2 separate regions of the Homo sapiens genome follow, and region 1 is linked to region 2. A link is an interaction called in ENCODE POLR2A ChIA-PET data of the cell type or tissue named here. Cell type or tissue: Caco-2. All regions are shown on one strand. Links, peaks and the distances in the headings refer to the core of each region. The heading gives the core; the rest is flanking DNA. Region 1 overlaps SV2B (synaptic vesicle glycoprotein 2B). Region 2 holds the start of LOC105370969 (a long non-coding RNA gene).

The links. ChIA-PET counts read pairs that join two places held together with the same protein. Peaks named below come from ENCODE experiments on the same cell type or tissue, not always from the same donor. Only the 100,000 strongest peaks of a DNase experiment are listed, where the experiment ranks them.
Region 1: POLR2A ChIA-PET joins it to region 2 with 14 read pairs; 2 of 35 experiments call an interaction of 5 or more read pairs at or near these places.

The regions. Positions count from the first base shown.
Region 1 is chr15:91,204,844-91,221,029 of GRCh38, forward strand. The region is part of intron 1 of SV2B (synaptic vesicle glycoprotein 2B); the gene reads left to right. Among named protein-coding and RNA genes, the nearest start is that of SV2B, 110 kb to the left of the region's middle. In Caco-2, for the core only: no CTCF peak of the experiment used is centred there; no DNase peak of the experiment used is centred there.
Region 2 is chr15:90,830,048-90,846,233 of GRCh38, forward strand. It overlaps LOC105370969 (a long non-coding RNA gene), which reads left to right and starts at 9,679. Exons shown (of 3, transcript XR_932610.3): 1 at 9,679-9,853; 2 at 11,107-11,237. RefSeq lists enhancers at 43-132, 10,292-10,946, 10,972-11,266, 14,792-15,408, 15,166-15,285. In Caco-2, for the core only: no CTCF peak of the experiment used is centred there; a DNase peak (open chromatin) is centred at 6,485.

The DNA of each region.
Region 1 (16,186 bases), core at 3,135-11,134, 370 kb after region 2:
ATGCACCTGGCCCACGTACTTTCTTCTATTTCTTACCACCACCTTGTGAGCTAATTTTTACAGATGGGAAAACTGAGACTGAGAGAGCGTAGAAAACAGGTTGAAAGACCTAACTTGCATGAGGTCTTTGCTTGCATTCAAATCCAGGTTGATCTGATGCTGAAGCCTGAGCTGCTGTTTTTGTTTTCTGAAATAAGCATGTGTTAAAAGATTACAGACTCACTGTTATTTAGAAAGAAGTTTATCCATCCTTATTTCTGCTGCTGTTTTTCCTCTTTTGTCTCATTTTCTTCTAGAAAGCTTTGTTGACTTGGTAAAATGCACGTGATTCCTTTCTCTAGTGTCAACCTAAAATAACCAAAAAGCTCAGGATCCAGTTAAAAGAGTTTATTCAAGCGTGAAGTGTGAGGGCCGACATCAGGGAAGCAGAGCTACACCAAAGAATGGTGATCAGTGCTCCCAGTGTGGGGAAAAATGAGGACCATTTATCTAGGCAAAAATGGAGGTGCTGAATAGGATAACATTTCTTTTTTTTTTTTTTAAACACAGGGTCTCACTCTGTTGCCCAGGCTGGAGTACAGTGGTGATCTCGGTACACTGCAGCCTCTGCCTCCTGAGTTCAAGTGATTTTCCTGCCTCAGCCACCTGAGTAGCTGGGATTACAGGTGTGCACCACCATGCCCGGCTAATATTTGTATTTTTAGTAGAGATGGGGTTTCATCATGTTGGCCAGACTGGTCTCGAACTCTTGATATCAAGTGATCCACCCACCTCGGCCTCCCAAAGTGCTTGGATTACAGGTGTGAGCCACCACGCCCTGCCCAGGATAACAACATTTTCATACAAAGTCTAATGTAGATGTAAGATTTGATTGGCTACTATTGGTTATACTCTAAAGGGATTGCTTAACATTTTATTGCAAAGAGTCAAAAATCAGAAGGGTGTCTATCTCCAATATCATTTAGTCTAGGTTTGAATAAAGAATAGAGAGTTCAGTTAATGTATAAAATCTCAACCCAAAGGTCAGAAAGCAGCAGTCACGCACTGGAGGAGAAAAACAGCTGTGTTAGGTGAGTCAGTTTCCAGGGCTTAACTTTTCCCCTTGGCATGATACATATGGGAGGTCCTGAAATTTTAATATCTTTTTACACCAGAAACAACTACTGTTTTTGTTGTTGTGGTGGTGGTGGTTGTGGGTGGTTGTTTGTTTTTGAGACAGGGTCTTCCTCTGTTGCCCTGGCTGGAGTACAGTGGTGCAATCCTAGCTCACTGCTGCCTTGAAATCCTGGGCTCAAGCAATCCTCCTGCCTCACCCTTCTGAGTAGCTGGGACTACAGGCACATGCCACCATGCCTGGCTTTTTTTTTTTTTTTTTTTTTTCAGATACAGGTTCTCTTTGTGTAGCCCAGGCTGTTCTTGAACTCCTGGGCTCAAGTGATCCACCTGCCTTGGCCTCCCAAAGTGCTGGGATTACAGGCGTGAGCCACCGTGCCCAGCCGATGACTACTGTATTTAGTTAAGGAAGCTCCCCCTTCCAGCAGGTTCTCCATGTATACAGCCATGTGTATGGCATTGTCATACATGGGTGATGTGCTCATCCACATGGGGCTGCTCTTCAGAGGCCTGACTGTGGTTTCTATTTTGAATTTCAGTTCAGTAAAAGTCAGAAACCTCTTCAGGAATTTCTTTGGATTAGAATCAGATTAAAAACTTGCAGTTTGCTTGGGATTTGAGGAAGCCCATCCATCTGGGGAGGTTGTGGGCAATGCCTGCTTGGAAGCTAATAGTCATAAAAATGTTTTGAATGAGTGGGGTTTGGGGTGGGTGTCCATTAAAAGGATAATGGAGTTATCTTCTGGTTTGTTAGCTGGTATACTCATAGGATATAAATGTTCGACCTAGTACCTGTTATGTTTTCCCTTGACTTGATTATATTATATGACATAAAAGAGCATATTTAAATTTCAGGTGTTTAGGAGGGGAAATGTGTCCCCTGATCAACAGAGAAGTTTGAAGGCTGATGTTCGATGTTAGGATCTTTTATTTGGACACATCATCCCAAATAGAAAAGCAGATTGATGCAACCCTAAGTATATGCATTTTCCAGAGAGGCTTGAGAGAGTGAGAAGGGAGAGTTTTGGTTGAGACTGAGGGCAAGATGAAAGATGTGAAATGGGATTGTGAGCAATTTCCTTTAAAAAAATTTTTTTTTTGAGTCACCCAGGCTGGAGTGCAGAAGCATGAGATCCTAGCTCTCACTGCAGTCTTCCCGGGCTCCAGTGATCCTCCCTCCTCAGCCTCCCAAATAGCTGGGACTACAGGCACACGCCATTATGCCTGGCTTTTTTTTTTTTTTTTTTTGAGAGACGGGGTCTCACCATGTTGCTCAGGTTGATCTTGAACTTCTGAGTTCAAGCGATCCTCTTACCTTGGCCTCCCAAAGTGCTGGGATTACAGGTGTGAGTCACTGTGCCTGGTCTTAAAACAATGTTTTTTTTCTGTCGGATATCTAAAAAGGTGGGACTGAAGAATACCTTTGTGGTAGGCATTCTGTGTTAAGAGCAAAAAACTGGCTCAGGAAGGACTCTTTCTAATTCCTATACCTGAAAAAGGCCTGTGTGTGTGGTCTGTGTGGTCCCCACCAAGGAAACAATTTGTTCGCCGGCATACCAAGGGTCAATTTATCGGGGGCAATATCCACCAAGTCTGTTTGGTCAGCTTGATGTTGTAGGGAAGAAAAATAATTTCTTTTCCTCACCTATCACAAGGTTCATGGCTGACACCCCATAACCAAAGACAGAATAACAAAATAAAAGCATACCAACTTATTTAACGTAAGTTTTATGTGACACAGGAACCTTCAGAAATCATGACCCAGAGAAACAAGGGAATCTGTGTATTTTTATGGACAGTCATGCAGAAGTATGATTGGAGGGCAAAAGAGCATGCTCTATTGGTAATAAACTGGGGAGGAACTTAACAAGGCCTGTTCAGTTTCTTCTTGACAACCTATGTGACAATTCTCCCTCTCAGGTATAGGGCAGGATACCTGTCACAGGAGGGCCTTCAGGGGAGAAGTGAGGAAGAAGGTCAGAGAGTGACTTTCCCAGGTTTTATCGCCTGCATCAGGGAAGAAGGGGCAAGTGGAATTCTAGTGTCTGTGGCCCACTTCAGGGGAGAAGGGGGTCAGAGAAGGCAGAGAGGCCTTCCTACTTCTGCTGTTTTCTCAATTTCCAAGGTGCCATATTTTTGGGTAACATTTTCTGCACCCCATCAATATCGACAGTCTCACCCGCGTCTGTGATCTCAGTGGAAACAGCTGGAGCTTTCACGATGTAGTAGAAACCTAGCGGTGTCTGAGCAGCTGGTTTCAAATTCCCCAGCAGATACCACTAAGCCCTCTGCATTTTGCAAAAACTGGTGTGTCTATACCTCTATTTATATGCACAACAGCTTGCAGATAACCTCTTTTTTCTTATATCTCTCGGGGAATCATTGCTTTGTGATTTATGATGAAGAGAAAAGTGTTTTCCCCCCACCCTTGAAAATAAAACAACATGATGTTAGTTGATTTCAGAGGTGAAAGTTGCTAAAGATCATTTTGCTAATGACAGTTTCATATTCATGGAACACAGAAAACATCATGTATTTGGTTTCAAGACTCCGGATGACAGCAGCAGGCAGCTCTGGGGGTGGACCCTGGATGATGCCTGATGCAGGAATTGTCCTTCATGCAGCATGTTGCAGTGATGTGCCATCTGTTTCTAGGATGAGTCTAGTAGCTATTGAAGAGCCTACAACAATATTCCTGCCAGGTCTTCTCAAAAATTCATCTTTCCCCCTCCTTGTATATGACAACCCTCTATGTAAGAAAGCAATTTAGCAATAGGAGGGCAATGAAGATGCATCTTTTAAAAAAATGATCTTCTCCCTGTCACCCAGCTGGGTGGCTCACTCACACTCATCTCCTTCTTCTGCTCCATTCAGGACTCCAAAACATAACAGTGTTGGAGTTCATTTCAGTATCCACGGACAGTTTAAATGATGCCACAATGGATTACGTGGGTTTCCACTATTCTTGGCTTCAGTTGTGCAGGAATGCAATCTTCTTCTTTTTCTTTGGTAATAATTTATTTATTATGTACCTGTCAGTGCCAGGTCCTGCTTCCTGCTACATAGGTGACAGAAGAGTCAGAGATAGACTCTGTCCTCAAGTTGCTTGCCAGTTAGCCATCAGTTACAATGAGTGACTGTGGCAGTACTGTTTTTTGTTTTTTTTTTTTTTTTTTTTTTTTTGAGACAGAGTCTTGCTCTGTTGCCCAGGCTGGAGTGCAGTGGCATGATCTCAGTTCACTGCAACCTCTGCCTCCCAGGTTCAAGTGATCCTCCTGCCTCAGCCTCCCAACTAGCTGGGATTAGAGGCATGTGCCACCATGCCCAGCTAATTTTTGTATTTTTAGTAGAGACAGGGTTTCAGCATGCTGGCCAGGCTGGTCTTGAACTCCTGACCTCAGGTGATGCCCCCACCTCGGCCTCCCAAAGTGCTGGGATTAGAGGTGTGAGCCACTGCGCCTGGCTGGCAGTACTAGTTTTGATGGCTTAAGCAGAGTTTTCGAGTGTTGACATTATTTGGAATCTTTCCTTGCCAAATATGTAGGAGTAATTTGAATAGGAAAGCCAAACAGTTGAAAAGGCATGTTGAGGAATTTCATCACACTATTAGCTGAGCTTGTCAGGTGCCAGACTGAGATAATATGTGATATTCTGTAATATATGGGGAAGCCCAGATATGACTGCAGAGACAGCCAGGTAGAGACCTGGGTTTGAATCTAGCTCTGCCTCTCTCCAGGGGTATGACGTTGGGCAAATCTCTTGGCCTTTCTCAGCTCCTGTTACCTAAACCCAAATTCTCAGGTCTTTGAAAGAATTAAATGAGATCGTGAGTGAGAAGCTCCTGACATAAACTACAAGTTCATTAAAGGTTTTCTTCCTTTCCCCTTATCTTTCTTCGTTACTCCAGGATTTGGAGCAGAGCCCAGAACTGCACAAAACACTAGGCTTTAGCACTAAATATGTTTGCATTCCTGGCAACACATTACCCTTTTCTAATTACAAAGTTTATAATTTGCCTAAGCTGAATTGGGGAAGAGAATGGGGAGATGGAGGGGGACTAATTATAGAGCAGGGATCTGTTGGAGTGGGGCTTGTGAGTGTCCAGGCAGGAGAGAACCACAGGGCCAATGACACCCGGGGGCTGAGTCTATGGCAGGATAATTAGGAGATGGAGATAGGAATTGGAACACAGTGAGGTGAATTTAAACAAAAATTATTATTTCGGGTAACTAGATGGGACTGCAAGATAATCTGTGAGGCCACTACTGATAATTTCCCCAGTGAGAAATGATGGGGAGGTTTCCAGAGGCTGGGAGAGCTGTAGACTGACAGTCTATGAGGTGGAGCCGTAACTGGGCAGCAGGGACCGGGGTCCCGAACCAAGCAGGAGGTGGTAAGTAGTTCGGTCTAAGCTGCGGAGAGTACAGATGGCAGGCAATCCTAGAGGACAGGGAATTTCCACGGCTGGGTTATTGCAAGGCTAGACTGCAGCAAAGGGCAGGGTAGTTTCAAGAAAGGCTAAAGTCAGAGCAGAGGCAAATTGAGACATAAAGAGGTGGTTTTTCTAGCCTGCCAGCTGCTCTCAGACTTGCATCTGGGGTGTGTTGGGGAATGATCCTGGATCCTCCTTGATATCATCCCTTCTAGCCTGCCCATCTCCCAGCCTCCCTTAACCTCGGTAACTCCTACATCTGTATCCACAAAGTTTCTTGAGTCTTTTAGGAAGAGATCAAATTTCCAGCCAGTGTCCCCTATTGGAGCAATGCATCTCCTCAGTTTCATGCCAGCTTTGAGTTTTTACTGGTTTTGATATGCCTCCAAAGGTTCAAACGAACCAGAAGCTAGAGAATATCTTATGTGTGAAGAGAGAGCCCTTTCTTTATAGAAAGTCTACTGTTCTTAGGCTTATTAAAATATCTGTTCACTGGACTGTACGGGACATGAGGGCAGGAGCTTGTTTTATTCTCCTGGGTGCTCCCAGCGCCTGGCATAGGCCCTCCAGGCAGTAGGTGCCCCTGAAGTGTTGGAGGAATCAATGCCTGCCATTGATGAAGACAGTGAAGTAAGGCCACACCCCTAGGGAGGGACGACCAGAAAAGGAGAAAATGAAGTTGGAGAGGTGGGCAGGGTGTCATTCAGCAAGGGTCCTGTATGGCCAAATCAACGGCAGTAGTTTCGAAGCCGCTAAGAGAGTTTAGGCCATGAGGCGGGGGCTGATGGTGTCAGGGAACTGAGGTGAGAGCTGTGCTAAGGCAGTGCCAGTGGAATGGAGTGAAGGGCTCATTCCCAGAACTTCCTTCCTTGCTAGTCTCAGAATTTAAAAGCTAGAAGTGTCAGCAGGCAGAGTTTGTCAACCTCATGAGAAGGGGATCATGGGTGTGTGGCCTTCTCTTTGATGACTCATTTGATGATAGCCATGGCAGTCTTCAGGATCACACTCAATTCTGCCATTGGCTTAGTGGCTTAAACTCTTCTTCTTCTCCTTCTTCTTCCATCTTCTTCCTCCTCTTCCTCTTCCTCCGCTGCTGCTGCTGCTGCTTCTTCTTCTTCCTTTTTTTTTTTTTTTTGTTGGAGTCTCGCTCTGTCGCCCAGGCTGGAGTACAGTGGCGCAGTCTCGGCTCACTGCAACCTCTGCCTTCCGGGTTCAAGCAATTCTTCTGCCTCAGCCTCCTGAGTAGCTGGAATTACAGGTGCCCACCACCACACCCAGCTAATTTTTGTATTTTTAGTAGAGACAGGGTTTCACCATATTGGCTAGGCTGGTCTCAAACTCCTGACCTCATAATCCACCCGCCTCAGCCTCCCAAAGTGCTGGGATTACAGGCATGAGCCACCTCGCCTGGGCTTTTTTTTTTTTTTTTTTTTTTGAGTTGGAGGTCTCACTGTGTTGCCCAAGCTGGTCTCGAACTCCTGGCCTCTAGAGATCCTCCCGCATCAGCCTCCCAAAGTGCAGGGATTATAGGCGTGTGCCACTGCACCCAGATGTTCAGTATTTTTAAACTAGACTTTCAGCCAGAAGAATTATTTTTGAATCAACTCTACTGTGAGAAAAAAAAATGCATGTTGAAATGCCCACCAGGTTATAACATCTCTTCTTTGCTCTGGGAGATTGAAGTGCATCAGAAATATGACCTGTTTCTAGATGCTCTCTTAGATAAACCTATGTTGTGTGCCATGAGCCTCCAGGTAGATTTGTGCAACAGCAGAGGCTTCCATTTCAATAGCTCTGACTTTTCTTTCCAAAGAAATATTGCTTCTCAGGAAAAACAAAAGCAAGAATGAAAACTCTCCAGAAAACTTGCTCTCTTTCTTCCTTGGGCTTACCCCAAATCTATCTCTGTGGGCTTCACTTTTCAAGTTTTAGGTGTCAATTAGCCGGCCCTCTGTTGTTACTGAAGCTCCTTTCCAACCTGGCCCTACCTTCCTTCCTACCTATGTCTGCTGCCTTCCCACTAAAGTCCCTGTGTGCTCCTGCTAGAGTCACTGGCCCCCATGTGAGTCCCATCATTAGGTAACTTGACAGGACTCAAGTTTGCTAAGATTCACTGTTTAATTCTGTCAGTCTTAGCATTTACTTAGGGCACACGTGTTCCTGCGTCATCATACAGGGATATGTTCAGTTGTTGCTTACAGTAAGTGCTCTTTGTTGGGTGTATTTAATGGCAAGGTAAAGTGGAATTGTAGAGGGATGTTCTGGTAGAGAATAAAGGAAGCTGGCTGGCCACGGTGGCTCACTCCTGTAGTCCCAGCACTTTGGGAGGCCGAGGTAGGAGAATCGCTTGAGCCCAGGAGTTTGAGACCAGCCTGGGAAACACAGTGAGACCCTGTCTCTATAAAAAAATTTTTAAAAAATAAGAAAAAGAAAAAAATATTTTAAAAAAGAAAGTGACTTTAAAAAGAGAAGCTGAGCACGGTGGCTCATGTCTGTAATCCCAGCACTAAGGTAGCCCGAGGCAAGGGGATCACTTGAGGCCAGGAGTTTGAGACCAGCCTGGCCAACATGGTGAAACCCTGTCTCTACTAAAAAAAAAAAAAAAAATACGAAAATTAGCTGGGCATGGTGGCTCACACCTGTAATCCCAGCTGCTTGGGAGGCTGAGGCAAGAGAATCACTTGAACCTGGGAGGTGGAGGTTGCAGTGAACTGAGATCGTGCCACTGCACTCCAGCCTGGGTGGTGGAGTGAGACCCTGTCTCAGAAAAATAAATAAACAAAAATAAAAAATAGGAAAGAGAGAGAATAGAGGAAGTCAGGATGCCAAGGCTGGGCTCTAAGTTGGCTTCCCAATAGGACCAATAGACTCATGGGCACATTTAACTTTTCCTCAAGCTGGTGTTACTTTCCAGTGAGATACCTATCTGGCAGTGGGAGATGCAGTTAGGGTGTAGCAGAGGCAGTTTGGTATAGCAGGTGAGTTTGAATCCTGACTCTTGAACTTACTAGCTGTGTGACCTTGGCAAGTGACTTAACCTCTCTGAGCCTTAGTTATCTATGGAATACAAAGGTAAAGGTATGTATCTCCTTGTGTTGTAAAGTTGAAATGAGATGATAAATTTAAAGTGCTCAACTCAGAACGTGCTACTTTCTCTCCACCTCGAAGGCAGCACTTCCTGTCTGGGTGGTCTTTGCCAAATGTCCATAATTCATCTGTAAAAATTTTTACCATGTCCCTGGCAAAGATCATATACCACCTCCTGTACTCCTCTTACTTAATTTTAAAAATTCAGGTCATTTTTACTAACTGACTGCATTCATTTAGTAAAGATACTATACCACTCCTATAAATATAGGGTTACTATAAAAAAAGACAGTAAAAATAATACAGTGTTATGTTATTGATGGTAGCCAGATACTATTCCCTTTAAAGGCTCTGAACCTGAGTCTTGTTTTCATTTCATTCAAAAGGATAATTAACAAGTTAGCAAGGAAGTGGTAGAGCTGTGCTGGCCCCCAAAAGGAGGCTTTTTCCTTGACAATCAAAAGGGATTGAAAGAACCCTGAAAATGGAATCACCATTTCTCTATGTGATTCAGTGTTATTGAATGGTATGTTCAAACACCTTTTGAAGTCATGTCAGATACCATCAAAGGTAGCATCTTCCACTTTGGGAAACACTTAACTTGGAAATCAGTCATATGGGAACAAAATATCAGCTCATGACTACTGGGAAGTGGACCGGTTCCGGATCTCTAGAGGAGGGAGCTGGCATGGACTGGTGGAGTGGGGTAGTGGTGACCCCAACCTGGGGATGAGGATTCAGGGCAGGGTTCCAGCAGAGTGGAAGTGCTAAAAAACCAGAGGGTCTCACCCAAGAAGGCCTCAGATTTGCTGCTTGTGGAGTGAGGTTAAGGGTCTCGTTGTCCTTTAGAGTGTGGTATGCATCTCTGCAGGAATTAGGGAATACCTAGGAAGGCATATCTGTGTGTGTGTTTATATAACAATAGCTATTTTTATTGAGCTCTTTCTTGGTGATGGACACTGTGCCAAACATTTTGAAAATGTTAACTCATTTAATTCTCATAACAATGCAATGAATAGGAATCCTTATTATCCTCATTTCACACATGAAGAAACTGAAGCTTAAGGTTCAGAAACCTGCTCTGATTCACAGAACTTGCGAATGGCAGAGCTGGTATCTGTAAAGAAATGCAGTGGGCAAGAATTCGCTTTACAACAGCCACTGTATGGCAAGAAATATCATTAACAATTGTTTTCCCGATGAAATCAAAACGAAGTAGGATTGGCAAGCTGCCCATAATTGGTCTTTGTTAGGGCTTCCTTCCCCATTCCACTGGCTCACTTATTTAAGTGTTCCCCAAACAGTTGTGGGGGGTGTGCTTGACTCCTTAGTCCATGGCTATAGCCACAGTGGTTCTCCTCGTTCTTTCTGCTCCTCAATGCTGCCTTCAGGAGCAAGCCTTCTGCCATCTGCCAGGCAGTTCTGTTTTGGATAAACTACAAGAGACGCTGCTCAGTGATTCTTGATTCTGTTTACCAGTCGTACTGCAGGCTGGGACCATTGTTGCTGACCCCAGGGCTGCAGGGTAAACGGCCTTCGCAGGCATCCCATAGCTATCCCACATCCGGAGCGCTGCCTGCAGGAGGGACAGGTTCTGTCTCCTCTTGGAGAGCTCACATTCCTTCGTCCAGGAGTCTTTGTCCTTGTGGTTGGGCATCTCCACAAGTCCAAGCACCAGCCCCTCATCCCCTTCCCTACCAGCTTAGCTCCTGCAAAGAGCTAATTAACTCTCTGAAGGCTTGGGTGAGGTCTTCTTTGGCCTTGCACTTGAATCACAATGAAACTGTTTCCTGGGGTAAGAACTTAGGCCAGAGGTTCTTGACTTTGAGTGAGCACAAAAATTACCCTGGGAGCTTGGAGATAAAGTGGATTTCCCTCCTCCTTCTGTTTTAGCAGTTTTGGAATGGGAGCCAGGCGTCTGCATTTAGCTAACACCAGGTGATTCTCTCCTGCAGGTGGTTTAAGGATCACACTAGAAAACAAATACGGGCTAGGTTTTGGAACACAGAGGAACAGAGAGAGAGAGAAAATACACTTTTCAGGGGGGAATTGGCAAACATTAACATCTTAACTGATCATCCTGCCAGAAATATTTGCATAGTATAAATACATATTCATATAATATTATGGATACTATTAGTATAACCATAAATACATGATCTACCTAGCATTTTTACCTGGTATTATAGTGTCATCATTTTCTCTTTTTTTCTTAAAAAGTCATTCAAAAACATGTTTCTTATATTCCCATAAGATTTAGCTGTATAAATATCTTAATATTTATTTACCTAACCCTTGTTATGTGACGTATGGCTTGTTTTCAAGGGTTGATGTAATAAATAATGTTTTGATAAACATACTTCTCCATAAATTATTGTTCTGCATTTGTATTTAAAACTAAAAACCATTATGAAAATTCAGACTAAGTCTGATGTTACTTTGAAGTATTTGGTATTACTTTAAAGTATTTGTTTTTTTCTCCAGCAAAAAAATTCGCAGGGTTTGGTTCTTATTTCATAACCAATTGTTTCTCCCACCTTGAAAACTAGCTTTCTGTTTTAACAAAATAGAAAATAGATGGATGATTCAGCTTAGAAGAAAGAAGTATTTTTAATATAATACTCATGAACCAACACTGTTGTAAGTGGGGCGAGTGCAGCAATTGTTGGAAGCCTCAAAGAACACTGTCTCCCATGCCAGCCAAATAAGCCCTGGTATTTTCAGCCCACGGGTTGATGTAATCTACCCCAGAAACATCAAGCAGGGTATTTCAGGAAGCATCACAGGTGGTTAAAACATATTTTATGGTCAGAAAGTTGATAACAAGTAACTCAAGCAGTCAGTCGGTAGAACCACTGCACCCCCAGCAATCTTAGCTGGGAACTTGTGGATGTAAATAGAAGGACTACAGGCAAGTGAGAAAGTAAATGGCTCTGTGTGTGTCCAAAGAACTGAACTTTTAATTTAACTTGTACATTTTCTTTCTTTTCTTTTTTTTTTGTTTTTTTGTTTTTTGAGATGGAGTCTTGCTGTGTTGCCCAGGCTGGAGTGCAATGGTGTGATCTCGGCTCGTGGCAACCTCCACCTCCCAGGTTCAAGTGATTCTCCTGCCTCAGCCTCCTGAGTAGCTGAGACTACAGGCATGTGCCACCACGCCCAGCTAATTTTTATTTTTAGTAGAGACGGGGTTTCTCCATGTTGGTCAGGCTGGTCTCGAACTTCCAACCTCAGGTGATCTGCCCGCCTCGGCCTCCCAAAGTGCTAGCCACTGTACCTGGCAATTTAACTTGTATTTTTTTTTTTTTAACAAAAGTAAAGCATAGCATTAAACCAGTTCATCTATTTATTCAAGGCAGGGACATTCTGTCTCATGGGCCATTTTCAACATCAGCAAGGCACTGAATAACTACCTTTTTTTTTTTTTTTTTTTGAGACCGAGCCTTGCTCTGTTGCCCAGGCTGGAATACAGTGGCACGATCTCAGCTCACTGCAACCTCTGCCTCCCAGGTTCAAGTGATTCTCCTGCCTCAGCATCCTGAATAGCTGGGATTACAGGTGTGTGCCACCACGCTCGGCTAATTAGTGGGGATGGGGTTTCGCCATGTTGGCCAGGCTGGCCTTGAACTCCTGACCTCAGATGATCTGCCCGCCTCAGCATCCCAAAGTGCTGGGATTCCAGGTGTGAGCCACCGCGCCTGGCCCTGAATAACTATTAACTGTGTTCATTAAGCAAACATTTTTTGAGAATCTTCTATGTTCAAGACTGTTTGGTTTTGGTGATTCAAAGATAAGTAAAATTCAGTGCTTTATCTATCTTGGACCTGCCCACAATCTCCTGGCAGAGAGAAACACATAAACAAAGAGACACCAATAATTCCAGTATAATATGATAATAGAAATATGTGTGCAATGCTATGGGACCTCTTGGAGTAATTCTGAACGTTTGGGGGGAGGGGGAAGGGATAGCATTAGGAGATATACCTAATGTAAGTGACGAGTTAATGGGTGCAGCACACCAACATGGCACATGTATACATATGTAACAAACCTGCATGTTGTGCACATGTACCCTAGAACTTAAAGTATAATAATAATAAAAAAGAATAAACAGCCACCAAACTGCCAAAACAAATGGCTAATCAGCTTGTAAATGTTGCTCTTAACTTGAAAGAGACATTATCCTGTCATATTCTAATGTAATAATAATTCTGTTATTATATATTACTTAGATGCTTCAAAGCATTTTCACAGATACATGAGAAAATATTGAGTCAGATGGCTAGACACGGTCTTAGAAATCGTCCAGAACAATCCCTCGCTTGAGAGGCGAGGAGCTGAGAACCCCAGAAGGTGAGTGACTTCATTCATGCTCCCTCAATGCCTTTATGGCAGGGATGGGACTATGATTCAGGTCCTGTCTCCAGTAGTCCAGTGGACTTTCTCTAACACAAAAGACTATTTTGTACGGAGTCCCATGCCCTCACTCAGTACTCACTATTGCTATGACCATCTCAATTAGGATGGGAACTAAAGTAAAAGGTATTCTTTCTTATCGTTGCTAGGATAGTGGCTGAGACCCCTATAATGAAAGACAGATTAACAAGAGAAAAGCACACAAATTTATTTAATATAAGTTTTATGTGACATGGGAGCCTTCAGAAATGAAGACTCTCCAAAAAAACAGGAGAACTGTTTATTGTTCTGGACAGTTGTGCAGCAATATGATTGGAGGACAAAAGGGCATGGTCTCATGAGAATGAGCTGGGGGAATTTACCAAGGCCTGTCTGCTCAGTTTCATCTCTGTGTCCCTGTGTCTTCAGAGATAAGGATATTCTTTTCCTGTGGGTATAGGGTGGGCACTTCTGGAATGAAGATTTTATGACCTACTTTAGAGGAAAGTCAGAACACATTTTTACAATCTGCTTCAGGGGAGAAGGGGAAGGGGAAGGACAGAAAGCCCCTCCTGCTTCTGCTGTTTTCTCAAATGCCAAGGTGCCAAATTTTGGGGGAGTGTGTCTGGAACCTCACCCCTTTCCACAAAGCTGACACATATGAATATCTCATTAGTACCCGTCTGAGTGTGTTGACTCTTCTCTTTCTTTATATAAAATAGAATTACAATAAGGTTCTCAAATAACATTTTCTCGGGCTTTGTCCCTATAATGCCTCAGTGTCCACCAAATTCCTGCCAAATAGTTCCAGGAGTACCCAAGGGTATCCAGTCCTTCTAAGCATGGGATGTCTGCCATTTTCTTCTTCTGCCCTGACTCACTGGGGTGAATCTCTTGCCAAAACTGACTGCAAGTGAAGTCACAGATGCTACCGACTCCTGCTAAAGGGACCACCAGATGTGCTCAGCTCTCTATGGGTGGGCCCTGAGGATACTGGTATCTGGTATCTTGGCTAAGGGGACCATCTTTTGTTATTGTTCACAGCAGAGTTGCTATATTTTGGGCTTGCTTTCTTTCTTCTTTTTTTTTAATACATGGTCTTTCTCTGTCACCCAGGCTGGAGTGCAGTGGCATGCTCACAGCTCACTGCAACCTCCGCCTCCCGGGTTCAAGCCACTCAAGCCATCCTCCCTGCCTCAGCCTCCCTAGTAGCTGGCACTACAGGTGTGCACCATCACACCCAGCTAATTTTTGTACGATTTTCAGAGATGGGCTTTCTCCATGTTGCCCAGGCTTGTCTCAAACTCCTGGTCTCAGGTGATCCACCCAACTTGGCCTCCCAAAGTGCTGAGAGTACAGACATGAGCCACTGCACCTGGGCACATTCTGGGCTCTTGATACACCATCAAGATTGGACAGAGCCTGGTGAAGAGGTTCAGAATTATCCTTCCTTTCAGCAGTAATCCACCGGGCTTATGACCAAGATGTGCTCTGCAATTCTCTCTTCCAATAGGAAGCTCTTGGTCCCTCATGCAAATAGACTCCAGGATGCTTGCCAAATGGGTTTTTAAGACATGACAAAATCCTGGGATGAATGGAGCTTAGATTCTAGTGAAAAAAAATCTTTATTTAGAGCAGCCTATATTCCATGGATGTTAATGAGGATTCCAAGGAAAAAGAAGCCCATGATAGTGGGAAACACTGATTTTAATAGGTTAAATATTTTTTTGGGGGTGGGGCAGCAGCTTTATTGAGGTATATTTTATATACCATAAAATCCACTCATTGTAAGTGTTCAATTTGATGATTTTTAGTAAATTCATAGAATTGTACAATCATCACTATAATCCAGTTTTAGGACATTCCCATCAACACCCTCCCCACACCCCTGAATTTCCTCAAGTTTACTTACAATCATTCCCCACTGTCACCCACAGCTCTGGGCAACCACTAATCTACTTTCTTTCTATGGATTTGCATATTCTGGATATTTCATCTAAATGGAATCATACAACACGTGGTCTTTTGTGTTTAGCTTCTTTCATTTGACGTAATGTTCACCCAGGTTATAGTTTGTATCAGTAATTTGTTTCTTTTTTATTGCTAATCAGTGTTTCATTGCACTGCACTTGGTTTATCCATTCATCAGCTGGTGGACATTTGTACTGTTCCCAGTTTGGGGCAATTATAATGTTGCTATTAACATTTGTGTCCAAGTCTTTGTGTGGGCATATATTTTTATTTATCTTGGGTAGATTCTCAGAATGGAACTGCTGGGTTATTTGGTAAGTGTATGTTTGACATTTTAAGAAACTGACGAACTAGCTTCCAAAGGCTATTTTACATGCCCACTGTCAGTTTCTGAGGGTTCCAGTTCATCACATTCTAGCCAACACTTGCTATTGTCTGTCTGTTGATTAGAGCTATTCTAATGGATGTGTAGTGATATCTTACTGTGGGGTCAAGCAGGTTTTTGTTCAGGTCTTCTCATAGCCTTTAATATAGCAATGTGCATTGTGCATTTCTGAAAGAGAATAGTGAATAGAAGATGCAGTGTTTCCCAAACTTACTTGCTCTTGGAATTCTATTTTTCACTGAAAGGAGAATATTAAAAGCCTAATGCTCTACAGAACAGATTTTGGGAAGCATTACATCATTTGATTGTAATATTTTTAACTTTGTTTTCTGTGATATTTAGTAATAAGCAAGAGTTTGCTGCACAATGATTTTGAGTCATATAGCATAGATGCGGAGGCTAATAGAATGTAAAAGTTAAAGGAGGATGCTTAAGAGGTTAGCAGCATGGGAGGTAGTTGTTTTTAGGAGTAACTCAATATTTGTTTGTTTTTCTCTGTATGTGGTTTCCTAGCCCAGCCCTGATGGGCCCCAAATCTCATGGGGCATGAGGCTAGGCTCAAGCTTAGAACTTGGCTACATTTTAATTGTCAATACTTAGATAATAATCATAATTTTTATTTTTCATGTTTATTATTTTATTTTATTTTATTTTTTTGAGACAGGGGTCTCTCTCTTTCACCCAGGCTGGAGGGCAGTGACATGATCTTGGCTCACTGCAACCTCCGCCTCCTGGGATCAAGTGATCTTCCTTCCTCTGCCTCCTGAGGAGCTGGGATTACAGGTGTGTGCAACCATGCCTGGCTG
Region 2 (16,186 bases), core at 3,150-11,149:
CAGGGTGGCCTCAGCCGGGGGGACTTTCCCACCCACCTCTGCGCACTCAGGCTACCCAACTGAAAACAATGCAGCCTCAAAACTGCCCTTCTTCGGGGAAGACAGGAAGGTTCCCGTAGCAGAACAAGTAAAACGTCAGGAGTTAGCTAACCGAGCAAGATGAAAAAAACTTGCAACGCCTCCCTACACGCAAGTGCCAGGAAAGGGAAGGAAATCACACAGGGGCACAGCTGAAAGCCAGCAGAGCCAAGGACCTGAGTGGCTTTCTTGGAACTGATAGCTTCGCGCTAGACAAAAGTGAATGAGAATATGAACCAGGTATAAAAAGCACGAGCCGGGTGCAGTGGTGCGCGCCTGTCAGGCCCACCTGCTAGGGGGGCCAAGTGGGAGGATCACTTGAGCCCAGGGGTTTGAGACCAGCCTGGGCAACCTTGTGAAGCCCCATTTCTTAAAAAAAAAAAAAAAAGTTGAATGAAAAGAGCACAAAGAAGAGATGACAGGCCAGGCACGGTGGCTCACGCCTGTAATCCCAACACTTTGGGAGGCCAAGGCGGACAGATCACCTGAGGCCAGGAGTTTGAGACCATCCTGGCCAACATGGTGAAACCCTGTTTCTACTAAAAATACAAAAATTAGGCGGGTGTGGTGGCGGGCGCCTGTAATCCCAGCTACTCAGGAGGCTGAGGCAGGAGAATGGTGTGAACCCAGGAGGCAGAGGTTGCAGTGAGCCAAGATTGCACCACTGCACTCCAGCCTTGGTGACAGAGCGAGACTCTGTCTCAAAGAAAAGAAAAAAAGGAGAGATGACAAAAAAAATATATATATCAGGAAATGCAAAGAAACTGCAGAGGGGAGGAAACGCATTAACCAAAACAGGACCATGACACATCTAAAAACAGAGTTACAACATAGTACATGCATCTGAAAAGCAAGGGAATAGTGTGGGAGAGAAACTTGAAATAATTGCAGTGAATTTAGAGAAAAAGACAAATTAAAACAATTAGAGAGAAAATGACCATTATGGGTCCCAGACCTTCCAACATCAGGGTGACTGCACTCCCTGAAGTAGATTATCCAACAACTGAAACAAAAAGCTATTTAGAGAAAGTCTTCCTGAAACGAAGAACCAACTCTACAGACTGCGAGGGCATGACTACTCCAGGGAAGCAAATTCACAATGACCAACATAGGAACATACTGGCTGAGTTAGTGAACTTTTTTTTTTTTTTTTTTCAAGACAGAGTTTCGCTCTTGTTGCCAGGCTGGAGTGCAATGGCAAGATCTCAGCTCACCACCACCTCTGCCTCCCCGATTCAAGCGATTCTCCTGCCTCAGCCTCCCGAGTAGCTGGGATTACAAGCATGTGCCACCATGCCCAGCTATTTTTGTATTTTTAGCAGAGACAGGGTTTCTCCATGTTGGTCAGGCAGGTTTCGAACTCCCGACCTCAGGTGATCAGCCCGCCTCGGCCTCCCAAAGTGCTAGGATTACAGGCATGTGCCACTGCGCCCGGCCAAGTTACTGAACTTTAAGGATAAAGAAAAAACTCTTCAGGCACCTGGACAAAATGTCATTAAAGAATGGAATGGAAGGCCGGGTGTGGTGGCTTAAGCCTGTAATCCCAGCACTTTGGGAGGTTGAGGCGGGCAGATCACCTGAGGTCAGGAGTTCAAGACCAGCCTGACCAACATGGAGAAACCCCCTCTCTACTAAAAATGCAAAATTAGCCGGGCGTGGTGGCGCATGCCTGTAATCCTAGCTACTGAGGAGGCTGAGGCAGGAGAATCGCTTGAACCCCAGAGGCAGGGGTTGCCGTGAGCGGAGATCGCGCCATTGCACTCCAGCCTGGGCAAGAAGAGCAAAACTCCATCTCAAAAATAAATAAATACATTAAAAATAAAAATACAAAAATTATCCAGGCGTGGTGGTGCATGCCTGTAATTCCAGCTACTTGGGAGGCTGAGGCAGGAGAATCACTTGAACCCGGGAGGCAGAGGTTGCAGTGAACCAAGATCACACCACTGCACTCCAGGCTGGGCAACAAGAGCAAAACTCTGCTTCAAAAAAAAAAAAAAAAAAAAAGAATGGAATGGAATCTATTTCAATTTCATTATAAGGCTAAATGCTGATAGCCAGGCATGGTGGCTCATGCCTGTAATCCCAACATTTTGAGAGGCCAGGATGGGTGGATCACTTGAGCTCAGGAGTTTGAGACCAGCCTGGACAACATGGCGAAACTCTGTGTACAAAAATACAAAAATTAGCCAGGCATGATGGCCAGTGCCTGTAATCCCAGCTACTGGGGTGGTTGAGTAGGGAGAATCACTTGAATCCGGGAGGCAGAGGTTAGAGTAAGCTGAGATCACACCATTGCACTCCAGCCTGAGCGACAGAGCAAGACCCCATCTCAAAAAAAAAAAAAAAAAAAAGGCGGCCAGACATGGTGGCTCACGCCTATAATTCCAGCACTTTGGGAGGCTGAGGTGGGTGGATTACTGGAGGTCAGGAGTTCAAGACCAGCCTGGCCAACATGGTGAAACCCCATCTCTACTAAAAATACAAAATTAGCTGGGCGTGGTGGCGTGCGCCTGTAATCTCAGCTACTCAGGAGGCTGAAGCAAGAGAATCACTTGAACCCGGGAGGCAGAAGTTGCAGGCAGAAAGAGTGAAACTCCTTCTCAAAAAAGAAAAAAAAAAAGACTAAATACTGGGAGAATTATGGTTTTAAAGTAAAAGTGTTACAAACCTTGACAAAATCTGAGCGTGGTGGCTCACACCTGTAATCCCAGCACTTTGGGAGGCCAAGGCAGGTGGATCACCTGAGGTCAGGAGTTTGAGACCAGACTGAACCTGGGAGGCAGAGGTTGCAGTGAGCTGAGATCACGCCACTGCACTCCAGCCTGGGTGACAGAGCTAGACTCTGTCTCAAAAATAAATAAATAAAATAAAATAAAAATAAAAATAAATAAACCTTGACAAAGTAAAAATATCAGCATCAAAATCAGAGCTGGGGTGGGCAAGAGGAAGAGGGAGGATGTTTGAGGGGAGTGGTCGCCTTTTTTATCGCAAGAAATGACTGATCTTGCTCAAAGTGAAACATCTGAGTTTTTACCCCAAGACTCCAATGTCTTAATTAATTTCATAATCTTTTTTCTTAACCATGAGGAATTCATTATGAAGTAATAGCTCTTGTGGAAAGTAAATATTTATCTAAGATTCAGCAAGTTTTCTGGGTTTTTTTGCCTTTTTTTTTTTTTTTTTTCAGATACAGGGTCTCACTCTGTTGCCCAGATTGGAGTGCAGTGGCACAATCATGGCTCACTGCAGCTCTGAACTTCTGGGCTTAAGTGATCCTTCCGCCTCAGCCTCCTGAGTAGCTAGGATTACAGGCGGCACATGTTCCCACACCCAGCTAGTTTGTCTGTTTGTTTGTTTGTTTGTTTGTTTGTTTCGAGATGGAGTCTGGCTCTGTCACCCAGGCTGGAGTCCAGTGGCACAATCTCGGCTCACCGCAACCTCCGCCTCCCGGGTTCAAGCGATTCTTCTGCTTCAGCCTCCTGAGTAGCTGGGACTACAGGTGCGCACCACCATGCCCAGCTAATTTTTTGTATTTTTAGTGGAGACGGGGTTTCACCATATTGGCCAGGCTGGTCTCGAACTCCCGACCTCGTGATCTGCCTGGCTCGGCCTCCCAAAGTGCCGGGATTACAGGTGTGAACCACCACACGCAGCTGACACCCAGCTAGTTTTTAAAAATTTTTTTGTAGAGACAGGGGTCTCACTATGTTGCCCAGGCTGGTCTCAAGCTCCTGGGATCCTCTCACCTTGTTCTCCCAAAGTGCTGGGATTACAGGTGTGAACCATAGCACCTGATCTGCCTTTTTTTTTTTTTCTGTTAAACTCAAGTAAAATAGAATATATTTAGTTTAAAATAGAACTGGTACGGTGCAATCTAATCTAAAATTGTTTGGACTTACCTTTCTCTGAACTGCAGGGGCAGAAGGAGGGTGATCCCTTTTCTCCCCATGTAAAGGGTCATGACCGGCACCTCTATTACAAAAATCAAGTTAACAAGAGAAAAAAGAACAGGCTTATTACATGCACATGAGACATGCAAAATATGAACTCAAAGAGGGGCCAGAAGGTTGAGGAGAGGAAAAATGGAGAAATGAATAGGCTCAGTGCTCAGACAGTGGTTAGCAAATGACTGGGAGCTGAGTGGGACAAGTTATGGGAAGGTGAGGGCGGAACTGCAAAGGAACAAAAGTTGGATTTGTTTGTTTGTTTGTTCGTTCTGAGACAGAGTTTCACTCTTGTTGCCCAGGCTGGAGTGCAATGGTGCGATCTCGGCTCACTGCAACCTCCGCCTCCCAGGTTCAAGCAATTCTCTTGCCTCAGCCTCCCGAGTAGCTGGAACTACAGGCACGTGCCACCATTCTCGGCTAATTTTTTGTATTTTCAGTAGAGATGGGGTTTCACCATGTTGGCCAGGCTTGTCTCAAACACTCTTTACCTCAGGTGATCCACTCGCCTCGGCCTCCCAAAGTGCTGGGATTACAGGCATGAGCCACTGCGCCCGGCCGAGACAACCACAATTCTTTTATTGTTGTTGTTTTTTGAGATCGGAGTCTCCCTATGTTGCCTGGTCTGGTCTCAAACTCCTGGGCTCAAGTGATCCTCCAGTCTCAACCTCCTAAATAGCTGGGATTATAGGTGCATGCTGCTGTACCTGGTTTTGCAATTCTTTTGGAAAGAAACTTTCTTAGTCAGATAAGGAATTCCAGGAAGAGTCCCTCCCTCCACTCGGGGGTAGGGAGGGTACAAGACAAGGTTAGGCAGCTTTGCAGTCCTCAGCATGTCAGAGCCCCAGTCTGGGGTATCACTTTCTGAGCCCCAACCTTCCTATCCCTCTTCATCTCTCCAAACTTCTCTGTGTAGGTGGCATTCCCCAAGGTTAACACGAATAACGGGCTATAGTAAGCATGTACTGAGCACCAGAAGTTTTAGGTGCAGCAGAGAACAGAGCCGATGAAACCCCTGCCTTCATGAAGATATCATTCTTTTTCTTTCTTTCTTTCTTTTTTTTTTTTTGAGACGGAGTCTCACTCTGTCGCCCAGGCTGGAGTGCAGTGGCACGATCTCGGCTCATTGCAACCTCCACCTCCTGGGTTCAAGCAATTCTCTGCCTCAGCCTCCCGAGTAGCTGGGATTACAGGCACCCGCCACCACGCCCAGCTAATTTTTGTATTTTTAGTAGAGACGGGGTTTCACCATCTTGGCCAGGCTGGGCTTGAACTCCTGACCTTATGATCCACCCTCCTCAGCCTCCCAAAGTGCTGGGATTACAGGTGCAAGCCAATGCACCCGGCCTGAAGATATCATTCTAATGGGAGGAGTTTGTTACTTCCTTCTTTGTACTTTTCTGAATTGCTTGTTTTGTTTGAGAGTTAGCATATATCTTTTTTTTTTTTTTTTTTTGAGACAGAGTCTCTCTCTGTCGCCCAGGCTGGAGTGTGGTGGCATGATCTCGGCTCACTGCAACCTCCACCTCCCAGGTTCAAGCAATTCTCCTGCCTCAGGTGCCTGAGTAGCTGGGATTACAGGTGCACGCCACCACGCCTAGACAATTTTTTTGTGTGTGTATTTTTAGTAGAGACAGGGTTTCATCATGTTGGCCAGGCTGGTTTCAAACTCCTGACCTCAAGTGATCCACCTGCCTCGGTCTCCCAAAGTGCTAGGATTACAGGCGTGAGCCACTGCACCCAGCCAGCATACATCTTTTTTTTTCTTTTCCTGAGATGGACTCTTACTCTGTCGCCCAGGCTGGAGTGCAGTGGTGTGATCTTGGCTCACTGTAACCTCCGCCTCCTGGGTTCAAGCAATTCTCCTGCCTCAGCCTCCCAAGTAGCTGAGATTATAGGCACGCGCCACCATGCCTGGCTGATTTTTGCATTTTTAGTAGAGACAGCATGCGCCACCGTGCCAGGCCATATATCATTTTTATAAAAACAAAGGCCGGGCGCGGTGGCTCCTGCCTGTAATCCCAGCACTTTGGGAGGCCTAGGCAGGTGGATCACCTGAAGTCAGGAGTTTGAGACCAGCCTGACCAACGTGAGGAAACCCTGTCTCTACTAAAAATACAAAAATTAACCAGGCGTGGTGGTGGGCGCCTGTAATCCCAACTACTTGGGAAGCTGAGGCAGGAGAATCACTTGAACCCAGGAGGTGTAGGAGGTTGCAGTGAGCCGACATCATGCCATGGCACTCCAGCCTGGGTGATGGAACAAGATTCCATCTCAAAAAAAAAAAAAAAAAAGAAAAAAGAAAACAATTTACCTTCACACACACATAAAACACATCCACGGAGGATGATTCTTCTGAACAGCTGGAGTTGGGAAGCACTACATTTGAAGCTGGATGAGTCATTGACACTCTTGTGTAAACAGGGTTTTCAGGAAGACAGCGTGGGGACCCAGAGTCTCTGGAGGTCCCAGCTAAAGATAAGATTCCCTGCGGAGCAGCTGACCCTGGGAAGAGCTGAAAAGGGAAGCTGGTTCCCCTGGGTTTTTAGGCTCTCTTGGAAGGAACAACCATCCAGGCTATCTCATGAGGCGCTCTTGCCAGAGATGCTTGTCCCAGTCCTGATCCTAAGCCCCTGCCTCGTTGGCATTGGTGAGCCCCGTAAGCCCCATCCACTTCCTCCCCCTCATCACCCACCTATCTCTTAAGCAGGGCCCTGACTCCTGCCCCGTCCACTGTGCCCTCACTCTGGCCACACAGGCCTGCCCACTGCCTATTTTTTTTTTTTTTTTGAGACAGAGTCTCACCCTGTCACCTAGGCTGGAGTGCAGTGGCACGATCTCTGCTCACTGCAACCTCTGCCTCCCAAGTTCAAGTGATTCTCCTGCCTCAGCCTTCCGAGTAACTGGGACTATAGGTGTGTGCCACCATGCCTGGCTAATTTTTGTATTTTAGTACAGACGGGGCTTCACCATGTTGGCCATGCTGGTCTCGAACTCCTGACCTCAAGTGATCTGCCGCCTCGGCCTCACAGAATGCTGAGTTACAGGCGTGAGCCACCACACCCAGCCGACCACTGCTTGGCTTTTGCAGGTGCTTTTACCTCCACCAGAATCTCCTCCTCGCCCCTAGGCTTCGAGGCCTCCTTTTCTGGAAGGCTTCCGTGACAGTCCAGACCACCTGGCTCTGCCTTGTTCCAGTGACTCAGAGGCTCAGAGCCGGCGAAGCCTTGGGGCCTTGCACCCGGGAGGCAGGAAGGCACACGGGCCCTGCCTACTGGGTGACCTTGGCCAAGTCCTTTGCCCTGGATGACTCTCTTTCCTCATCGGAAAGATAGGGGCATCATGAGCTGCTTGATAGGAATCAAGAAGATAACGTGTGAAATGTTAGCTATTTTTAGTTTCAGGTTTGTTGGAAAGAATGACAATGAGACGAGCTTACAGGAAGGGGGAATGAAAGGGGGAAATCAAGTCAGTAAGGGAAGAATGTGATAAAAAGCTTAAATGGAAATTTAAAAAACCTAACTTTTCTGGGAGGACGGAGGCTCCTTGTGGAGCCAGTTGAGGGTCTGTGGGGGTCATGGGGGCACCGTCAGACACTGTGGGAGATGCTGGACAGGGCTGGGTCCAGGCCTCCAGGCCCAGTGGGACCTCCCTTCTCAGCCCCCTTCTCTCTTTTTTTTTCCTTTGAGACGGAGTCTCACTCTGTCACCCAGGCTGGAGTGCAATGGCACAATCTCGGCTCACTACAACCTCCACCTCCCAGGTTCAAGCGCTTCTCCTGCCTCAGCCTCCCAAATAGCCAGGACTACAGGCATGTGCCACCACGCCCGGCTAATTTTTGTATTTTTAGTAGAGATGGGGTTTCACCATGTTGGTCAGGCTGGTCTTGAACTCCTGACCTCAGGTGATCTGCCCGCCTCGGCCTCCCAAAGTGCTGGGATTGCAGGCATGAGCCACCGCGCCCGGTTCAGCCCCCTTCTCTTTCAGCTCAGGCCCCCCTGCCCCTGCAGAGCCTTGGGAAGTGTCACCCCACACCAACTCCACCAGCTCCTACGAAAGCACCCCCAAATCATACCCTCTAGGCACCGCAGCAAAAGCAGCTTCAGGGCAATCCCCCAGCACAACCTCACCCCTTCCTGAGACTGGTGGGTGAGCTGAGGTCACCCGCCGCTGCCAGCAGGGCTGGGTAAATCTCGGAGCAGGCGGGGGCGAGGGCGGGGGCTGTCACCGCGGTGTTGCCTGACGCACCCTCCTCCCCAGCTCAGGAAATTGTGAGGTGAACTCTTCCCCTCCAGAGCGCTGTCTGCTGTGAAGGCGGCTCAGGCCCCCAACACACACATAGCAGGTGACAGGTAGGGCCCAAGCACTGGAGTCCCCGCTCCTCCCTGAAGACCTATCAGGGCATCTCTGGGACTGTGTTCCTGCTCTCCCTGCTCTGCACGCTCCCCCACCCTACAGTTCCCACGGGGCCAAACTTCGGTCAGAATCACCTTTATTGCACAGCCGCTCTGTACGCCAGGGGCTCATCACACATACAAGGTCGGTGGATTGTCCCCATCTTACAGATGAGGGAGCGGAGGCAGGGCGTGCAGAAGGGGCCACTCGTGGCCACGGAGCGGGGACTGGCAGGCCCATTGTCGTCAGCGGACTCCTCAGCCCCAGTGCCAGGCAAGGACTAGAGCCATGGAAAGCAGGGACGCTGAGTCCCTGGGGCGTTTGGGGCATCCCCAGCTGACGCATTTGTTGCAGCCTCTAGGGGCATGGAATAGGCAAAGTGCCCACATGGGGGTGCAAGAACTGATGCCCCCACCCCCCACTTTGTGAGTACACCCCATGGAACCTCGTTCTTTTTTTGAGACAGAGCCTCACTTTGTTACCCAGGCTGGAGTGCAGTGGCATGATCTTGGCTCACTGCAACCTCCGCCTCCTGGGTCCAAGCGATTCTCCTGCCTCAGCCTCCCAGGTAGCTGGGATTACAGGCATGCACCACCACGCCCAGCTAATTTTTGTATTTTTCGTAGAGATGGGGTTTCTCCGTGTTGGCCAGGCTGGTCTCAAACTCTTGACCTCAGGTGATCTGCCTGCCTCAGCTTCCCCAAGTGCTGGGATTACAGACATGAGCCACTGCACCCAGCCCCAAACCTCATTCTTTTTATGGGGTCATTCTTTGTATGGACGTCCAGAATCACCAATCCCCTACTGTTGGACATGCAGGTTATTTCTAGTCTTTTGCTAAGACAAGCAGTGTTGTGATGACTACACTATCCTACATCCCTTGGCATGTGGGTGTGTGTAGGATAAATGTTCTGGGCACCAGGCTCCAGCAGGCCCCACGAACAGGACTCTGGGCCTTATGCCAGGAGGGGGAAGATTCAAAGAGGGCCCCTCACCTGGGTCTGACCCAAACCCACACCAAAGCCAGCAGGTCATCCAGAGCTGATTCCCTGGGAAGCCTGCCCAGGAACCACCGTCCGTCGGGCTTTCTTATTGTAAGAGCTTTTTTTTTTTTTTCCTCCTTTGGCAGAGCACAGCGCTGGGCTCCAGCCCTGATGCAGAGGTACAAAGCTCGTCTGGGCAGATTGTTATGCAAATCAAAAGAGGAAGCAGAGCTAGGGGAGCCGAGGAGCTCCTGCTGGGCTCTGCCAGGGAAGAAGCCGCAGTAGGAGCCCCTACGTAGGCCCTGCAAGAGGCCTGGCGTTCAGGAAAGGGCCCGCTGACCATCCAGTGCAGGGAAAGGAGTCCAGCTCTGGCCTCTGCCCCTCAGCTCCACCTCCTGCATTCCTAGGAGTTCTCCAGAGGATCTGATGGGAGCTCAGAACCGGTCCCAACAGGTACTGTGACGCGATGGCCATTTTCCTTCCCTTTACCACTGTGCCCCCCTCCCCCCACTGCAGGGACGTCCCCTGGGGCGTCTCTGTGCCCATGCCCCATTGGGCGCCTCCTCTCAGCCCAGCCCCCTCCACACTGTATTGTCTCCTTAGCCGTGAGCTCCATGAGAGCAGGGTGTGCCCAGGTCACTGTTGTCTCCCCAGTGCCCGGCACAGTGCCTGGCACATCATAGATGCCCCGTGCTCCTACACCAACGAACTCCCCTGACAGCACCACATCCACGGGGAGCTAGGCCTCAGGGAACAAAGTGGTGCCTGGCTGAGGCACCCACGCAGGGCCTGTTCTTTTGTTTGAGACGGAGTCTCACTCGTTACCCAGCCCAGATTGCAGTGGCGCAATCTCGGCTCACTGCAACCTCCACCTCCTGGGTTCAAATGATTCTCCTGCCTCAGCCTCCTGAGTAGTTGCGATTATAGGCGTGCACCACCATGCCCGACTAATTTTTGTATTTTTAGTAGAGACGGCTTCACATGTTGGCCAGGCAAGTCTCAAACTCCTGACCTCAGGTGATCCACCCACCTTGGCCTCCCAAAGTGCTGGAATTACAGGTGTGAGCCACCGTGCCTGGCTCGGACTTGTTCTTGAGGATGACGGAACGGGGGTTTTGCTGTTAGGCCAGCCAACAAAATGGACAAGAAAGACGGGGGAGAGAAGTGAGATCCTTCCCGCCAGAGCCTGAGGCTAATGCAGGCCGTGCTGGGCCTCATGCTCCAGGCCAGCCTGGAAGAGCCCAAAGCCAGTTTCCTTCCAATGCTGCATATATTACCCAGCATTCTTAGATGGAAAGTCCAGTTTCTTTTGCTTTTTTTGTGTATGCACTTCAGGAATTTTTTAAGCTAATTGACTGAAGGGCTCATGTGCCTAGGAATAGCAATCCTAATAAGCTTTTGCGGAATCTCCCTGGTTTCAGACCAAGGCTGTGAATGTCCCAACTCACTTCTGTTCTTGGTGAGTTTTGCTTGTGTTTGTGAACGAGGTGAATTCATTAAACACAGCAGTGGCCCCTGCCCAGTGCTGGCTCCCTACAATGACCACTTCAATTGCACTGACCCAGATGCAATGGATTCCACCGCAGAAGTGCATTTAACTCAAATGCAAACATAACTGGAAGGTGACACAAGTCCTGAAATCCCTGGTTGTGCAGACTCATCAGTGCCTAGCCACTGGTCACTAGCATGTTTTCATTTTTCTCCAGCTCCCTCCACCCTTCATGAACGGGGGCTGGAAAATGTGGTCTGCTCTGATAAGGATTTGCGTCAGGCTACTGGCTACTCAGCAGCCGAGAAGAGCAAGCCTCCAGGCCTCTGCACGCGTGCCTTCTGCCCGGTGAGCCTCTCACTATCGTCCTTCTAAAAGACACTTCAAAAAGAGGCAAAATCATGCCTTCCATACATATATTAAAAAAAGAATATGTGTCAAATATTTTATTCTACTCCTAAACCAATTTAAGGAAACCAGGCAGATGTTACAACTGGTTCAAATGAAATCCTAAGAACAGACACATTTAATAATCAGGAATATGGAAAAGAACATGCAAATGGGAGCTGGGCACAGCGGCTCATGCCTGTAATTCCAGCACTTTGGGAGGCCGAGGTGGGTGGATCACCTGAGGTCAGGAGTTCGAGACCAGCCTGGCCAACATGGTAAAACCCCGTCTCCACCAAAAAAAAAAAAAAAAAAAAAAAAATTAGCTGGGCATGGTGGCACATGCCTGTAATCCCAGCTACTCAGTAGGCTGAGGCAGGAGAATCGCTTGAGCCTGGGAGGTGGAGGTTGCAGTGAGCCAAGATTGCACTATTGCATTCCAGCCTAGGCAACAAAAGCAAAACTCCATCTCAAAAAACAACAACAACAACAACAAAAACACGCAAATGGGGGCAAAGCTAGGGAGGGGAGAGTCAACTGGTCTCCTACTGGAGTTTGGAATCTGCAGGTCTGTAGAGAAGCAAAATTTTGCATTGCTATCACTAACCTACAAGTTAAAGAGTTGTAAGTAGTCTTCATAGAATGGAGTCAGATAATCCAAGGGAGGTCCTGGAGAGTCTAGATAATGCACAGTTTTTCAAAGATGTACAACTGTTTTCAAAGATGTACAAATATGTACAACTCTGACCACTGATGTCCTTCACCTGGCCAACTTAACCCACACCTCCTCCAGGAAGCCATCCCTGATGCCCAAGACTGGGTTAAGTGCCAGCCCCTGGGCTCCCTCAGTGCCTTGAATTTCTGATCACACTGTTCCGTCTCCCTCATCAGATCTATGAGATTTTTTTTTTTTTTAAGACAGAGTCTCACTGTGTCACCCAGGCTGGAGTGCAGTGGCACAGTCATAGCTCACTACAGCCTCAAACTCCTGGGCTCAAGGGATCTTTAGCCTCCCCAGTAGCTGGGACTACAAGTGTATGCCACCATGCCCAGCTAATTTTTAAGTTGTCAAGACAAGGTCTTGCTTTGTTACCCAGGCTGGTCTCGAACTCCTGGGCTCAAGCAATTTGCCTGCCTCGGCCTCCCAAAGTGCTGGGATTACAGGTGTGAGCCACTGTGCCTGGCCTGATCTATGAGATCCTTAAAACAGAAGCTGTGTCTTACCCACCTCTCACTGTGCCTTTGAGAATCAAGGGACACGTGGTTGAATGAATGAATGAATGAATGAGAGAAAAAATGAACAATACAGGGTCCTAAGCCAAAGTGGTCCACAGGGCCCCCATAAACCCGTAAAAGACTGACGAGACAGCTGTTGAAGGTCTGCATGTGTACCTGTGAACACAGACAGGCTTCAATCTCAATCTTAATAAGGGCTCCTCAGAAATGAAGCTCAGGAAGCAAACAAACATGGGAAATGATGGCTAAACACAAACAGGTGGGTTTTGCTTTTATTTCCTTTTAACCATAGGACTCCTGAGTCCTTGTAATATATAGTAAAGAGTCTTGCTCTGTTGCCCAGGCTGGAGTGCAGTGGCACAATCACAGCTCACTGCAGCCTCGAACTCCTGGGCTCGAGCCATCCTCCTGCTTCAGGCTCCTGAGTAGCTGCGACTACAGGTGTGCACCACCACACCCAGCTAATTTTTAAAAAATTCTTTTAAGAGACAAGATCTCACTATGTTGCCCAAGCTGGTCTCAAACTCCTGGGCACAAGCAATCCTCCCACCTCAGCCTCCCGAGTAGCTGGGACCACAGACACACGCCACCATGCCTGGCTAATTTTTGTATTTTTTGTTGAGACAGGGTCTCTCTATGTTGCACAGGCTAGTCTCGAACTCCTGGGTTCAAGCGATCCTCCTGCCTCATCCTCCCAAAGTGCCGGGATTACAGGCGTGAGCCACTGTGCCCAGGCTAACAGCCTTTAATATATTAAAGTACCCCAGGAGGGAGAATGCAATGTTTCCATGTTTTCCTTATCTGACTATAAAACAATTTTTTTAATGGACCAGAGACGATGGATTCATGGAGTTACTGTGAGGAAGACACTCAGCATCGTGCCTGGTATCGTGTGTGCTTCATAAACGCCAGCCATAGCATGATTCTTTATAAAGGCACCAGCTGCATTTATGGAGTAAATGCCTTTCTTGTGTCATCTCGCTTGACTGGCAAAGCCATAAGGCCAGGTGAGGAAGATGAGGCAGGGGATGAAGAGGATATAACACGTAGGAGGTGAAGTCACTAACCCAAATCCTTGCAGCCGGCAAGTGGTCAGAATTCTTGGACCAGGTGTGAGGCCTTAAGAGAACAAGCTAGCCCAGGGCTTGGCATGAAGTAGGTGCTTAATAAAGATTGGTTTTAGCCAGGCGCAGTGGCTCATGCCTGTAATCTCAGCACTTTGGGAGGCTGAAGCAGGAGGATCACTTGAGCCCAGGAGTTCCAGACCAGCCTGGGCAACACGGCTAATCCCTGTCTCTACTAAAAATACAAAAAGATTAGTCGGGTGTGGTGGCGCGTGCCTGTAATCCCAGCTACTCGGGAGGCTGAGGCAGGAGAATAGCTTGAACCTGGGAGGTAGACTTTGCAATGAGCCAAGATCGCACCACTGCACTCCAGCCGGGGCAACAGAGCAAGACTGTCTCAAAAAAAAAAAAAAAAAAAAAAAAAAAAAGACTGGTTTCTACCATGCCTCCCTCCTCCCTCCTTCCCATTCAGCCCAGAGGTTCTGGCAGGGCAGACAGAGCTCCAGGCCAAGGACCCCCAGGTGGATGTACAGAGCAGACCCAGGCTGAGCCCAATCTTTCCACCCTGCAGTTCAGCTCCTCCCTCCCCTTTCTCTTCCCAGTCTTCCTGAACCTGCACCTGGCCTCTCTGCACACCCCCGCGTTATTTGGGGATGTAAGAACTCAGGGTTCCCTCCCTTATTACTTCTCCTTGTCCATCCTGGTGATAGTGCTTGACTCTCAACACACAAAAGGGGCTTTAAAATGATCCTTTGAAAAAATAATTTTTTTGCTGGGCACAGTGGCTCACGCCTGTAATCCCAGCTCTTTGGGAGGCCAAGACAGGCGGATCACCTGAGGTTGGGAGTTCAAGACCAGCCTGATCAACATGGAGAAACCCCGTCTCTACTAAAAATACAAAATTAGCTGAGCGTGGTGGTGCAGCTCTTCGGGAGGCTGAGGCAGGAGAATCGCTTGAACCCAGGAGGCGGAGGTTGCAGTGAGCCGAGATCATGCCATTGTACTCCAGCCTGGGCAACAAGAGTGAAACTCTGTCTCAAAAAAAAAAAAAAAAAAGAAAGAAAAAAAAGAAAAAATAATTCTTTAAAACTCTTTTTTAGAGACAGGGTCTCACTCCATCACCCAGGCTGGATGTCATCATAGTTCACTGTAACCTTGAACTTCTGGGCTCAAGCAATTCTCCAGCCTCAGACTCCTGAGTAGCTGGGACCACAGGCGCATACCACCACGCCTGGCTAAAACTGGTTCCTTTTTTTTTTTTTTGAGACAGTGCCTTGTCCTGTCCCCCGGGCTGCAGTGCAATGGCACAAACACTGCCCACTGCAGCCTTGACCTCCTGGGCTCAAGCGATCTTCCCCTACAGCCTCCTGAGTAGCTGGCACCACAGGCACGTGCCACCATGCCTGGCCAAATTTTTTTTTTTTTTTTGTAGGGATGGAGTCTCACTATGTTGCCCAAGCTGGTCTCAATCTCCTGGGCTCAAGCCATCCTCCTGCCTTGGCCTCCCAAAGTGCTGGGATTAAAGGCATGAGCCACCGTGCCCAGCCTAAAAATGGTCTTGATTCAATGAGTGAGTAAATGAAGCCTGTGCCCAGGGCCTGCCAGGCCCCCTGGGGCTGCCCACAGGGTAAACACAGACCCACACGGAGCCCCACTCCAGGCCTGGTCGAAAAAAATGCTGCTCCAGCTGAAGGCTTTCTCAGAGAAATGACTCAGCCTGAGCACTCAGATGCAACTTCCACGTTTTATGGACTGAAGGTGCTTTCATAACAGCTGGTGATGATGAGCCAGAGGCGGGCTATAAACAGAGCGGTGATCTGGTCCTGAACACTCAGGTCTCAGCCCCCACCCACAAGCAGGGCCTCTGAGGCTGTGGCTTCTCCACACTGGTGCTGCTTTGTGCTGGCAAATAGCACAGGCCCCCAAAATGACCTGGAGGCTCCTTAACTGAGGAGGCAGATGAGTGACAGGGCCAGACCTGCAGCCTCAAGGGCCTGGCTGTGCCCTCCCTAGCTCCCTTGGGCCTGGGAGCCTTCCATGAACCTGTGGCCTGGGACCAAGAGCATGGGGGGCCTAGTGATGTGCCTGGTGGGGAGCGGGGAGTGCTGCCAGCAATGACAGTCCCGCTGGGGGGACGTGGTACAGACTCACTGAGACACAGAACCCTGTGAGCAAGGGGGGTTCACTTAATCCTCCCTGAGGACTCAGACAGGTGGGCTGCAGGCAGTGGGGTAGCCTTGCCTCTCACTCATGCCCACCCACCCATTTGCTCATTCATTCAGACAAGCGTGGATTGAGTATTTTCTTTTTTTTTCTTTTAAAGACAGGGTTTTGCTCTGTCGCTCAGGCTGAAGTGCAGTGGCATGATCTCAGCTCACTACAGCCTCATCCTCCCAGGCTCAACCGATCCTCCTGCCTCGGCCTCTCAAAGTATTGGGATTACAGGCGTGGCCCACGCCTGGTGAATTGAGCACTTTCTTTCTTTTTCTTTTTTTTTTTTTTTTTTTTGAGATGGAGTCTCACTCTGTCATCCAGGCTGGAGTGCAGTGGCATGACCTCGGCTCACTGCAACTTCTGCCTCCCGGGTTCAAGTGATTCTCCTGCCTCAGT